Linked DNA regions of Homo sapiens: region 1 is linked to region 2. Evidence: chromatin contacts called from ENCODE Hi-C or POLR2A ChIA-PET data. All regions are on one chromosome and are shown on one strand. The core of a region is the stretch at or near the end of the contact, and the rest is flanking DNA. Distances in the headings are between cores, read along the strand shown.

Region 1 (5,886 bases), core at 1,038-3,537, 460 kb after region 2:
GAATTCCTGGCTGGGCGCAGTGGCTCATGCCTGTAATCCCAGCACTTTGGGAGGCCAAGGCGGGTGGATCACCTGATGCCAGGGGTTCGAGACCAGCCTGGCCAATGTGGTGAAACCCCATCTCTACTAAAAATACAAAAATTAGCTAGGCATGATGACAGGTGCCTGTAATCCCAGCTACTTGGGAGGCTGAAGCAGGAGAATCACTTGAACCTGGGAGGCGGAGGTTGCAGTGAGCTGAGATCACGCCATTGCACTCCAGTCTGGGTGACAGAGTGAGACTGTCTCCCAAAAAAAAAAAAAAAAAAAGAATGACTGATGAAACCTTAGTGAGGGAGGCACACGTGCATCCTAACCTAAGCAGGCGGTCCAGGGAGAGGGCACTGGCTCTCGCTTCAGCCAACCTTGCGAAGCCAACCTGAGATTCCCCATCCCTGGAAAAATGCTTCCTTTAAGATCTCCCAGATCATCTTTACATGGCTGTGCTGTCAATGAGCATTTTTGAATGTTCTCATTTGCTTTCAGAATTCTTCCTGGGCATTATCTGATCCCCTCAGATCTCACAGATGCCACATGCCCAAAAAACCTTGCTGCCGTTTATTTCTTCCTGAGGTGGAGTCTTCCCTTCAGTGGAAACAGCCCACCGTTGCTGCCACCCCTTCTGCTGGGACACCCTGGGGACTCGATGTCAACACTGCAAATCCCTAGAATTTACTGCAGTTCTTTTTGCTATGGGGAAGAGATGGGGTGAGCAGAAGTGCAAAAAGATGCCTTCTTGCCACCTAGTTTCTAGTCACTGCCTTCCTCTCCCAAATGATGCCTCCACTCATCCACTCTAAAGTCCCAATTCCTCAGCTTTCAGGCAGAGAGCCCACTACTACACCACTGTAAGTTGTGACTGACTAGCCCTCCCAGGAACATTGGAAAATTTTGAGGGAGAGAAAGAAAAAAGGAAGAGAAGGAATGAGACAGAAATCTCTCCTAGAAACAGCCACACATGGCCAGCGCAGTGGCTCACGCCTGTAATCCCAGTACTTTGGGAGGCCAAGATGGGCGGATCACGAGGTCAAGAGAACAAGACAATCCTGGCCAACATGGTGAAACCCCGTCTCTACTAAAATACAAAAAAATTAGCTGGGCATGGTGGCGCGTGCCTGTAGTCCCAGCTACTCTGGAGGCTGAGGCAGGGGAATCACTTGAACCTATGAGGCGGAGGTTGCAGTGAGCCAAGATCGTGCCAGCCTGGTGACAGAGCAAGTCTCCATCACAAAAAATAAATAAATAAAATACAAAAATAAATAGAAAAAGAAACAGCCACACATGGACCAGAAAGTTGAGCCTCTGGTGACTTGACTTCAGGTGCTGCGGCAGGCAGGTGGCCCAGGGAGTAACTGGGGAGTGAAAATGAGAATGCAGCACATGGACCAACTCCTGTTGAGCCTCTTAGCAAAAGCCAGCCCTGTCCAGTAGAGCATTTTCCAACTGTTGCAAAAATTACCCTATGAACACCTCTCTCCCCAGAGTTCAAACTCGCACCTTTGATGATACTGCTTCCTGCTGCCATTGCCTATTCTGATGTCAGAGCAGCCATTCCCATGGAAAATGGAATGGAAAGCTAAATGGAGAGTGAGTAGGGGTTAAGACTTCTCTAAAATACCGCGGCTGCCAGGCAATTTCATTAAGGAGAAACAGAGATGGACAATGTCATAAACATTCTCCAGCCATCAGAAGAAACCACTTCCAGGAAAAGTAAATTTTGTGGTCGTAAACACTCACAGCAAGGGCCAGGCCACAGGCAGCGTGGCACTGGCAGAGAGCAGTGGTTGAGGTGAAAGTCACCCTGGGGCCCAGGTCTCAAACTTACCCTGGCTAGACTGAACCAGAACATTTTTCCGTTTCTTTTCCGTAAATTAATGTTTAAAAGTTCCCCTCCCCACATAATCCCAATCTCACTTTCAAGAGATAATGCTATCTCTTCAGTGTATATTTCTTCCGGTTGTATTATGCATATAAATCTCCAGACCATATGGACACACACACACATATGCACACACACGTATGAGTATTATACACATACATGTGTACAGATATCTTTTATACATGTATACACACAGGTGTACACATATGTGCATATGTGAGATCATGCTGAGCTCACCGTTTTCCAGTTCCTACTTTCACTTCACAATAGCTCTTGGCCATCTTCCACCACAGTGTATTTAGAGTGACTCTATAAATAGAACGATTTCTAATGCACCTTTCAGATTTCAACTCTTTAAATAAATGCGACAAGGGCACATCTCGTGGTCCAAGGTCGTGACTGCTAAGGCCCAGAGAACACAACAAATTTGCTGGCTTCAGCCGTGCTGACCTGCTGGAAGATGGGTACAGGCTCCTAAGTGGATGCTGCCATTTGTGCGCCTCCCAGCCACGCACCCCACCCTCATATACACACTATCCCTTGAGGAACATTTACCTTCCTTCCCGCCCCAGGTGTTTGTGACTTGGTGGGTAGTGGGTGACAGAGATGCACCTGTGTCTTCAGAACACAGGCCACTGAAGGACAGCAGGCCCGGGGCTGGTGGGGGCCTGAGCATGCCCTCCCTCACCAGGCTGACCAGGCTTGCATGCAGTGGGGCAGAGGCAGTGGAACTATCCAGAAAACATGCCCATCCCCCCGCCCAAGCCATCACAATGGGAGCTGAGTACAGGGTCACTAGGACAAAGAGTGAATGGAACCATCTTGAAAACAGCGGTGATGTTTCCTGTCTCCGCTGGCACAGGCCTCCGTGGAGCCCACGTTCTTTTCACAGAGTTCAAGTTGCTCAAAGAAATAAGGAGAGGCCACTTGTGAGCAGTGGTCCTCCAGGTGAAACCCAGAGGGCGTCGGGATGCCCACAGGTTCCTCAGGAAACTCATGCGGGGAGACATGGGGGTGCCAGGGACACGCCTCCACCCCACCATGGCTGCCCATAGCAGGGTCCGTGGCAAAGGGACCAGGTGGCCCATGGGTTAGTGGGAGCAGATGCCCAACCACCTCCTCCAGGCCCCACTGCCCCCTTGGGCCACCACAGAGACCTCCAACTTCTCCATCCTCTCTGTCTCTCCCTCTCTCTCCCCACTTGCTCTCTTCCTCAAGGGCCCTTTCCCTGTCAACTACCACTGGCACCCGGCTGGAGGAACAGGGCAGGTTTGCCTGTTAGTACCTGCGGCAACTCATCCCCCAGCCCCTAACTTTGAGGCGATCCCATTTTCCTCCTGTATTCCCTGAGCTTGACACAGCTGAATGTGGAAGACCCCAGGGCAACAAGAGGCTTGGGAAGGAAGGTCACACTGGAGTCGCGGGGGAAGGGTCACCCAGGCACAGGTACTCAGCATAGACTGCAGATGCTGGCCAGCCAGTCCTACACCCAGCTTACTGCAGAGGCACGACCACACTTCTGCTGCAAGGCTGGGGGAGACTCTGTGGTTTCGGTGAGGAAGAGGACAAGGAGGTGAGCGAGCCAGGAACAGCCCCCGCATGTCTCTTATCACGCCTTCATTCCCCTCTCCCCGCAGCACTGAGCTTCTGTGTTTTCTTTCCCCCAAGACTGTTCTCTCGGCTGCTGGTGGCAAAGGAGAGGGCTGCGGGGGAAGGAGAGAGAAAGGGGGGACCCCAGATGATCCTCCTATTCCCTAAGCTCTCAAAGTCTTCAGATATCTACAGCTTTGCTGCTCTAACCGCTCATTGTGAAAAGAATGAGTCTTATACTTGAATACAACCCTAAAATCAAAAGAATGACATCTAACCCGCTGTTCACCATAAATCTTTTTTTTTTTTAATTTTTGAGACAGAATCTCACTCTATCACCCAGGCTGGAGTGCAGTGGCATGATCTCGGCTCACTCCAACTTCTGCCTCCTGGGTTCAATTGATTCTCCTACCTCAGCTTCCTCAGTAGCTGGGATTAGGGGTGTGCACCACCATGCCCAGCTGATTTTTGCATTTTTAGTAGCAACGGGATTTCACCATGTTGGCCAGGCTGGTCTCAAACTCCTAACCTCAAGTAATCTGTCTACCTTGGCGTCCTAAATTGCTGGGATTACAGGCGTGAGCCACAGCGCCCAGCTCGGCCCATAAATAATTTAAAAGACTGCATTTCTACTGTCTGACTCCATTTCTGTGAAGAGTCCAGGAAAGGCAAATCTCTAGTGATAGGGTAGGCTACCAGGGACTGGGGGCCCGGGAAGGTGGGAGAAACCGGAAGGGACTGCCAATGGGTATGGGGACTCTTTTAGGGTGATAAAAAAATGTTCTAAAATTGATTGTGATGATCAATGATCTACAAATATACTAAATTGGTGAATGTCTGGCATGTGAATTATTTCTCAATAAAGCTGGTTTCTTTTAGAGAAAGTAGTTCAAAATTTCTGAGGCTGTTTGGTTTTTGTTTTTTTAAAAAAGCAAATCATTGGCCCCGGCGTGGTAGCTCACGCCTGTAATCCCAGCACTTTAGGAAGCTGAGGTAGGCAGATCACTTGAGGGTCAGGAGTTCGAGACCAGCCTGGCTAACATGGTGAAACCCCATCTCTACTAAAAATACAAAAATTAGCCAGGTGCAGTGGCACACACCTGTAGTCCCAGCTACTTGGGAGGCTAAAGCAGGAGAACTGCTGGAACCCAGGAGGTGGAGCCACTGCACTCCAGCTATGAGAGGATAAATGCCCACTATTGTAAGGCCCAAGCTAGTGGTAATTTATTAGAACAACCCTAGGAAACTAATGCAGAAAGGCGGAGGGGAACCGCAAGCTCCTTTGTGATCCACCCCTTTGTCTTCCGAAAGGCTTCGTTTAGATTCAGAGCCTTCTGTTGCAGTCTCTTGCTCCCCCTCCTGGCTCAAAGGAAGAACTGTGCCCCCTTCAGTCCCACGGAGATTTGATCTCTCTAATGAAGTGGGAGGAGAGAGGAGTTCGCAAAACTTAGAAATGCTGTTGCAAGAAAAAAAAATTTTTTTTTAGACAGGGTGTCTGTCACCCAGGCTGGAGTGCAGTGGCTTGATCACGGCTCACTGCAGCCTCGACCGCCAGGGCTCAAGTGATTCTCCACTATGCCCCGCTAATTTTGTTTATTTTTTGTAGGGATGGGTCTTGCTATATTGCCCAGGCTGGTCTTAAACTCCTGGGCTCAAGCAATTCTCCCACCTCAGCCTCTCAAAGTGCTGGGATTATAGGTGTAAGCCACCGTGCCTAGCAGAAAAAATAATTTTAATGGTGCATTATTTTCCCATCTTGAGAGAAGAGTGAAGACTTAGCACTTGACCTGAAAGCTTAGCTCCATCCTATGCCCTCATCATTCCTGGTAATTTCAACTCCACGTTGATGACCCACACAATTCTTCTCTTGGCTCTTTGGCTTCCTCATCCACAGAGACTTCTTGTAACCCAACCATACACCACCCAAGAGATATCCTGGACCTTGTCATCACAAAAATTACACTCTTCCAAAATCATGGATTTAAATTTTGTCCTCTCTGATTACAAAGCCCTATCTTTCAGCCCACTTTCTCAAGTGCCCCTTCAATATCACAAGTCACCAGAATCAAGATGCTAACACTTGACCCCTCTTATTTCACTCAAATCTCGACTTATTTTCTTGTCTAACCAGATTCTTTGTTTCGTCTATTCGCTCTCACAAACACCAACTCCCCTGATCCATTCTTTTACTTTCAACTGGCAAAACTCCAACCCCCACCAACTTCCACACACTTCTCTCTACTTAAGCCCCTCATTCTCCTTCTCCTCCTACCCTCCCACTCCTGAGAGCCTTGCTTCACCCGTCACTGAAAAACTGAAGCCATCACAGCGTATTATTAACCCTCTTGCATCGATAGTTTTCTTTCTTCCTGTTACAA
Region 2 (6,400 bases), core at 2,827-5,326:
AATGAATCAAAACATTTTTTAGTACCTTTGTGTATACTAAATGTATTTTAGTTTCTATCTGGAGCTAGTTGCCATTTACTGTGGGTTTGAAATGCCCTAAGTTATCTTCTATGGATGGGTAGAATCAATTTACCCACACATTGACAGCTTTTACAGATAGGTCCTGTAACAGATATAATTAAGTTAAATTTCATAAATAGATAGGCAGTCTCCTCCCCAGTCCTGGTCCCTTTGGGAGATGAATTGGGGTGGGGGTAATGGAGAGTTTCAAAAAGGCTTTCCGGTGTCTTTTTTTAAAAATAAGGTTTTAAGAGTTTCATGGTCAGCTGTTCTCAGTTTTTCTCAAGATGGTATCCAAAGTAAGGCTCAAATTTATGATTTATCTTCCAAATGCTTAAATGGTCCATTTATGATCTGCCAGATGTTACAATGACTAGCTCCCCAAGGAACGATCAAGAATGTGCCAATGTCTGGGCAAGATTTTTATCCAGCAAAAAGAAAAAAACCATAAGAATTGGAGGTTTTACTTTGAAAAGTAAAATCAGCCACATCCATGACTTAAGAGACTGTACATATTGTCATGGGTAAGGATTTAGATCTTGGCTCCACTGCTTACTCACAGTGTACCCTGGACGAGTTACTAGGCCTTTCTGTGTTTTACTATGCTCTTTTGTAACACAGGGAGAGATAGCATCTATCTTCTAAGGTTGTTGTGAGGATTAAGTGAACTAACTTGTGCAAAGCTCTTAGAATAGTGCTGGGCACAGAGTGGTGAGTGCCTTGTATATGCTAATAGTTGTTGATTTATAGCTTAAAATTAATTGTGTGATGCAAATAGGAGGGTTACCACCCCAAGCTTAAATGGAAGTTTTGCAGCACTTTGCACTCTTGAGGATGTATCTGGGTTTAATAGTACCTTCCATCTAGTGCACAAGTCTTCTCCCAGGCTCATCCTCCCAAACACCTCTCAGTGTTATCCCCACTTTGCAAATGCAGTAGTAGCTGGGCTCACAGAAGTTAAATAACTACACCAAGTCACCATCCAAAAAGGTTCAGGGCCAGGAATAGAGCGAAAGACAGAATACGGAGCCATGCTCTTTTTGCTGTCTTTCTCAGTGCTCAGTTCTCAGAATTACTCAGGAATGAGAGCAGAGAAACTCTGTATAGGCCATGCCTGGAGTTTTTTGCACATGGCAGTCAGAGAGTCCCAGCTCAGTTCAGTGCAGTATTACCGAATTCCAGTATATGCTGGGCTCTGTTAGGTGCAAGGGGTTCCAGGATGAATGAGTCTGTGGCCCAGTGGACAAGGTTTGCCCCTGTGTGCAGCTCTGTCTGCTTTACTAGATTTGCTCCTCAGATTCTAAATTGGAAGTATGTGCATATTGCTTGATTTACAGATTATTAGAGAATTTTTTTCAGTTAAACTTTGTCCAAAATAGACACTAAGGGCAAAGGAAACTGGTATTATTACAGCAGGGTGTATCTCATAAGCTCTGAGAATTGTACATGTATAAAGAATCTTTGAATCGCCGAGTCTTAGCCCCACGTTTTATACAGCACAGAAATACAGCACAGAAAGTTTAGGTGATTTCCCTTGGGTTCCATAGTGTGTTAGTCACCAGGTTCCTTTAACTCTCTCAGTACTCTTTCCTTTAAACTATGGAAGAGCTCAAATGATTAAATCAATAAAAGAATGACAACTTATAGAGCTCATTTACGTGTCTGAATATATCAGTTTAGCCCAGAGTATCTGAACTCCTGGGCCATTGCTATTCACTGACCCCTTCTCCTCCTCGTGTTCTAGTAAAATTCAGCCCATGAATATAGTCATTAGAAGTTGAATTTTAATGAAATTGGGCGCTTTGATCAATGGGAAGGTTGAAAGTTATGTGGGAATCATCTATATAGTTTATAGCTGTGACTATGTAGGCCAGCTCCTAAGTGCCCCCTGCAATGTGTCACTCTCTCTGGTTTTCTTTCCAGGGAGGTACCCTGTAGAATAACAGTCTAATTTACCTCTCAGACATCTGCTGTCTTTCAGACCTTATGCTAGTTTTGTGCATATCTTCATGATTCCTCTAATAATGCATTGGATTATAAACTATTATCTCCACTTGAGAGACGCTCAGAGAGGCTAGGGAGCTTACTCAGGGTCAGAGGGAGTGCAGCTGAACAGTTCTGCCAGGGTCCCTGTGATTGTTGGAGCAGCCTGTGTTTTTTCAAGCTGTTGTCTGTGAATCGTACGGTAGAAACATGGTGCGTATTTCTGCAGCCTTAGTTCTAGCCATTGAAATATCATGGAGTTGAATGCAGAATACCCATTAATGTTTAGGATGACCAAGAAACTGTGCCCAGGCCCCAAGCCCAGCTCTGTCATCAGAGGTGAGTTACCACTGGTGCCATGCCCTTTGATTCCCTACAGGCGCCCTATGGAGGTGCCCACCAGTGTGCACTTGGAAGTGTGATGGAACGCATCACATCCCCTTGTTGCCCCTGCCCCGGTGATAGGGGGATTCACTAAGAACTTCAGCATAGTGAGAGAATGTAACTGAAGCTCCTGGGTTAGTGCTGCTTGGTATCCCAGTTACTTTGTAGATTTCGGAATCTTTTGTCGTCTAGCCTGAGGATTACTGTTGATGACACAATTTTCTTTGGGATTATAGGCTTCATGTTTCATACAACCAGCATATACGTAAATGGCCTCTTCAGTGTATCATGTATACACATTGGTGAATAGCTTCCCACTAGATAATGTTTTAAAGGGGAAAAAAAGAAGTCATTTCTAAAATCCCAAGAGAGTGTCCCCGTTTTGAGGTTAGAGCACGTTTTTTAGCCTTATTTAGTCTTGCATCTTGCTCCTTATGCTACCTTTCATTGCTTTATGAAATTATTTTTTAAGGGATACTTTCTAACATTCCATCCCACTTTTTTTAAAGCTCGTTCATATACTTTGTCCTCACAGAATAGAACAGGGTTTCTCAAATTGCACACACTGAACTCTGCAACACAACAGTTCCTTCATTGGAGACCAGATGAATTGAACCACTGGCTTTCTGAAAATAACTGTATGCTTTCCAGTTGGCCAGCCTTGGCAGGGACCCACTACTACTCCTATTTCTCAACAGTCAATTTAAAATATTGACAGTAGCTTAATAACATTCAATAGTAACTTGCAGCAGCCTTTCATATACCCTGACATCTGAGATATGTACCAGTTTATGAAATAGAACACGCAGATGGTCTTAGCCCCATTTTCCAGATGAGGACCCTTGTCCAGGGAAGGATTGGTGCCCATTTAGCTAGCTCTTTCCCAGCAAGCAACAGTACCCAAGGCTCCATGCCCCAGGCCTGGGAGGACCCCTCCCACGGCGTACTTCAGATCTCCACCTGTGACTTTGAACACATGCTTCGAGGTGATGTACTTCTTGGAGATAGTGCTTTCCTCATCTCTTCTACCTTGTAGTCGTCAGTAGAGGGCATGCAGTGCAACAGAAGTGGATTTCAGGACTGAGACTAGGGTGAGGCAAGAGAGGCATCAGAATGCAAAAGTGAAGTAGACACCTGCCGTCAGCACTGGGCAGCCCTGCTCCTGGGGCCTTACTTGACTCATCCTGGTGGGTTTTCCAAATGGCAGAGGTGCACAACCACTTCTTGCAAGCATGGGCACTTGAATTGTAGCCCATGTACACAGTGATTCTTGGAAAAAGTCATGAGTAATGAATGGAACTTTTCTCTCCCAGGTTGATCTTGTGTTTTGAGACATAAAGAGTCAAAGGTTGGTGCCTAGGATGCTCATTCTTATTGTTTTTGGTAGTTTGATTGTTGAAGGCTTTTGACACGACATTGAAGTGAATATTTGGGGCATTTTGCTCCTCTGGGCTTTTCTCTAAAGCACCCTCACATTTCCTCTCTCATGTTCCTGGGCTTTCCTGGCTTTGATGCTAGCCCCACTGTGTGTTCCCATTAATAGCCCTATGTAGCCTGGCTCCTTATTCTGGAAACTGTGTAACTTTTGCTCTTGATCTTAAACACAACTCAGTCTTGCAAGGAGCTCCGCCTTTGGTCTCAGCTTCTTGGGGATTTCCCTGGCAGCCACATAGTGAACTATGTCACACTCTCTGTTTTACCCGTTAATAAGGAAATACTCTGGTACATGGAGCTTTGCTTGCTGATCTTTTTCTAAGTACTCTGGGGGCAAAAGGAAAAGCAGCTAGAGGATAAGGATGTAACTTTCTTCAAATTAAGCCATCCTGACCCGTGGTAGAGATTAGCCACTAAGAAATAGTGGAAACAAATAACTGTTTCACTCTTGAGTGTTAGCATGGAAGAGATTCTGGTTGAAATCCTAGTCCTGCCACTTTCTGGTTACAGAAACTTACATTACTTTTCTTTTGATGTTTCAAGGAGATAGGAGTTAAAGAAAAATGAACACCAGATTACTAGAACATTCTTATAGAGTTGCCCAAAGATGGAATGGACACCTTCCAGAGTGGAGGGGAGGGAGTAGGATTGGACAGTAGTCCTCAACTGGGAGCACTTCTTCCCCCTGACCCCACACCTGCCTCCCAGGGACGTTTGACAGTTTTGGATTGCACAAAACTGAGGGGTGAGAGTTGCTGCTATATCTAGTGAGCAGAAGCCAGAGATGCTTCCAAATACCTTACGAAGCATAGGACAGCCCTCACGGAAAGAATTATCTAGCTCCAAATGTTAATGATGCTGACTTTGAGATACCCTAGTCAGAAGTAACATTTATTGGCCAGGGGCAGTGGCTCATACCTGTAATCTCAGCACTTTGGGAAGCCGAGGTGGGAGGATCACTTAAGCCCAGGACTTTGAGACCACCTGGACAAGACCCTGTCTCTACAAAAAAAAAAAAAAAAAATTAGCCTGATGTGGTAGTACATGCCTGTAGTCTTAGCTACTCAGGAGGCTGAAGTGGGAGGATTGCTTGGACCCAGGAGTTTGAGGCTACAGTGAGCTATGTTTGTGACACTGCACTTCAGCCTGGGCAACATAACAAGACTCTGTCTCAATTAAAAAAGAAAGAAAGAACATTTGTTGAATCTAATTTTCCCATGTAATATCAATGACTGTGCAAGATAAAGTGGTTTTTATCCTCACTTTGGATGAGATTGGCCTTTGGTGATTGAGAAACCTTCCTTTGGTTGTTCAGCTACTTCTAGATAGACATGGGATTTTAAACTAGCCATCTATATGTCCAAAACCCATCCGCTTTCCACAAACCCATTATGTAGTTAGCTCCCCATCACTGATGATGTTCAAAGCTAAGCAGGGTGAGCAACCACTTGAAAGAGGGGATGGATGAGGATACAAGCCTAAGATGTATGTTGCACTAAATGACTTTTGAGGTCCCTCCTAAAGATCACATTCTCTGGTTCTATTTTGAAATGGGATTTGTCTTTTTAGCCCCAGTGTTAGAGTGGCAGCCAGATATCCCTTGGCTATGACCAGTGAAATCCCTGTGCTTTGTGCACCTGTGAATCTTACTCCTATTAATATCCCAGCCCTATCAGGCCAGAGGGCTAGGGTTCCAAACAGGGGCAGCCAGAAATGCACCATCTTCTGCATCCCATCTGCATTCCGGGCCCAGGCAGTTATTTTTACCTCCATATGTAAATGGGCCCAGCGATTTCTCATTTAGGAGAACAGCAGAGGCACAAGTGAGGAGAGCTGGAGAAGGAGGGGAACCTATCATATACTCTGAGATTGCAATTTAGTATCAGTTTGCTGATCAGTGTCACTCCACTAGTTTAATAAGTAATTATAGTTTCTCTTTTGTGAACAAGGAAAACGGGTAGCTTCACCCAGTGGTTGTCAGCCCTGGCCAAAAATTAGAATAAGATAGAGGGCTTTTAAATCACACCTACAACTGAGCCCCTCCACCAGAAATTTAATTTTCTGAGGTGAGGCCTGGGTACAGTGATTTGAGAACTTTGCAGGGATTCCAGTGTCTAAGCAGCCTGGGCACCTCTGGTTAATGGCACACCTCAGTGCTGCGCATTCTGCTCCAGTACCTGCTGGTGTTACTCTGTCATAAAGAGACTAGAAAAAGAGTGAGTTGGGCCCTGTTTCTCAGTGTGTCTTCAGTGGATTGTAGGGAGAAGGAGGCCCATACTCTCTGCCTAAACGAGCACCTGCTAGACTCCGAAATCTAGTTAATGGAAGTTTCTCCTCATCCTTGGACATCCTTGTTTTATATGGTATACGTTCAAAATACATATAATCTTTGGTTTAATTTGTTTTACAAAGTTTTGAAGTTTTCCTCTCCACACTTTTCTCATCAAGCTGGTGTGTGGAAAGAAGGAATTTTTCTTTTCCATTGCTGTCATCTAAAATTGTTGTGTCGGGTGGGGAGGGGAGGGAGCCGGGAGACTTA

The links. A loop is a pair of places that touch in the nucleus more often than their neighbours do. ChIA-PET counts read pairs that join two places held with the same protein, here RNA polymerase II (POLR2A). Pooled maps may share reads with other maps.
Region 1: a loop to region 2 is called in a pooled map, with 10 times the contacts of the local background. The contact joins two enhancer-like sites. A Hi-C loop is called at or near these places in 4 of 37 single-sample maps with no recorded cell type and 9 of 50 pooled maps. POLR2A ChIA-PET finds 5 or more read pairs at or near these places in 1 of 52 experiments (activated T-cell).

Annotation. Positions count from the first base shown.
Region 1 is chr18:58,759,609-58,765,494 of GRCh38, forward strand. The region is part of intron 1 of LOC105372146 (a long non-coding RNA gene); the gene reads right to left. Among named protein-coding and RNA genes, the nearest start is that of LINC01926, 51 kb to the right of the region's middle. RefSeq lists enhancers at 2,375-2,424, 4,546-4,815. Within about 2 kb of position 2,288, at least 5 of the 41 ENCODE cell types and tissues checked have a DNase peak (open chromatin) inside an H3K27ac peak, as active enhancers do.
Region 2 is chr18:58,299,480-58,305,879 of GRCh38, forward strand. The region is part of intron 5 of NEDD4L (NEDD4 like E3 ubiquitin protein ligase); the gene reads left to right. Among named protein-coding and RNA genes, the nearest start is that of MIR122HG, 140 kb to the right of the region's middle. Within about 2 kb of position 4,077, at least 3 of the 41 ENCODE cell types and tissues checked have a DNase peak (open chromatin) inside an H3K27ac peak, as active enhancers do.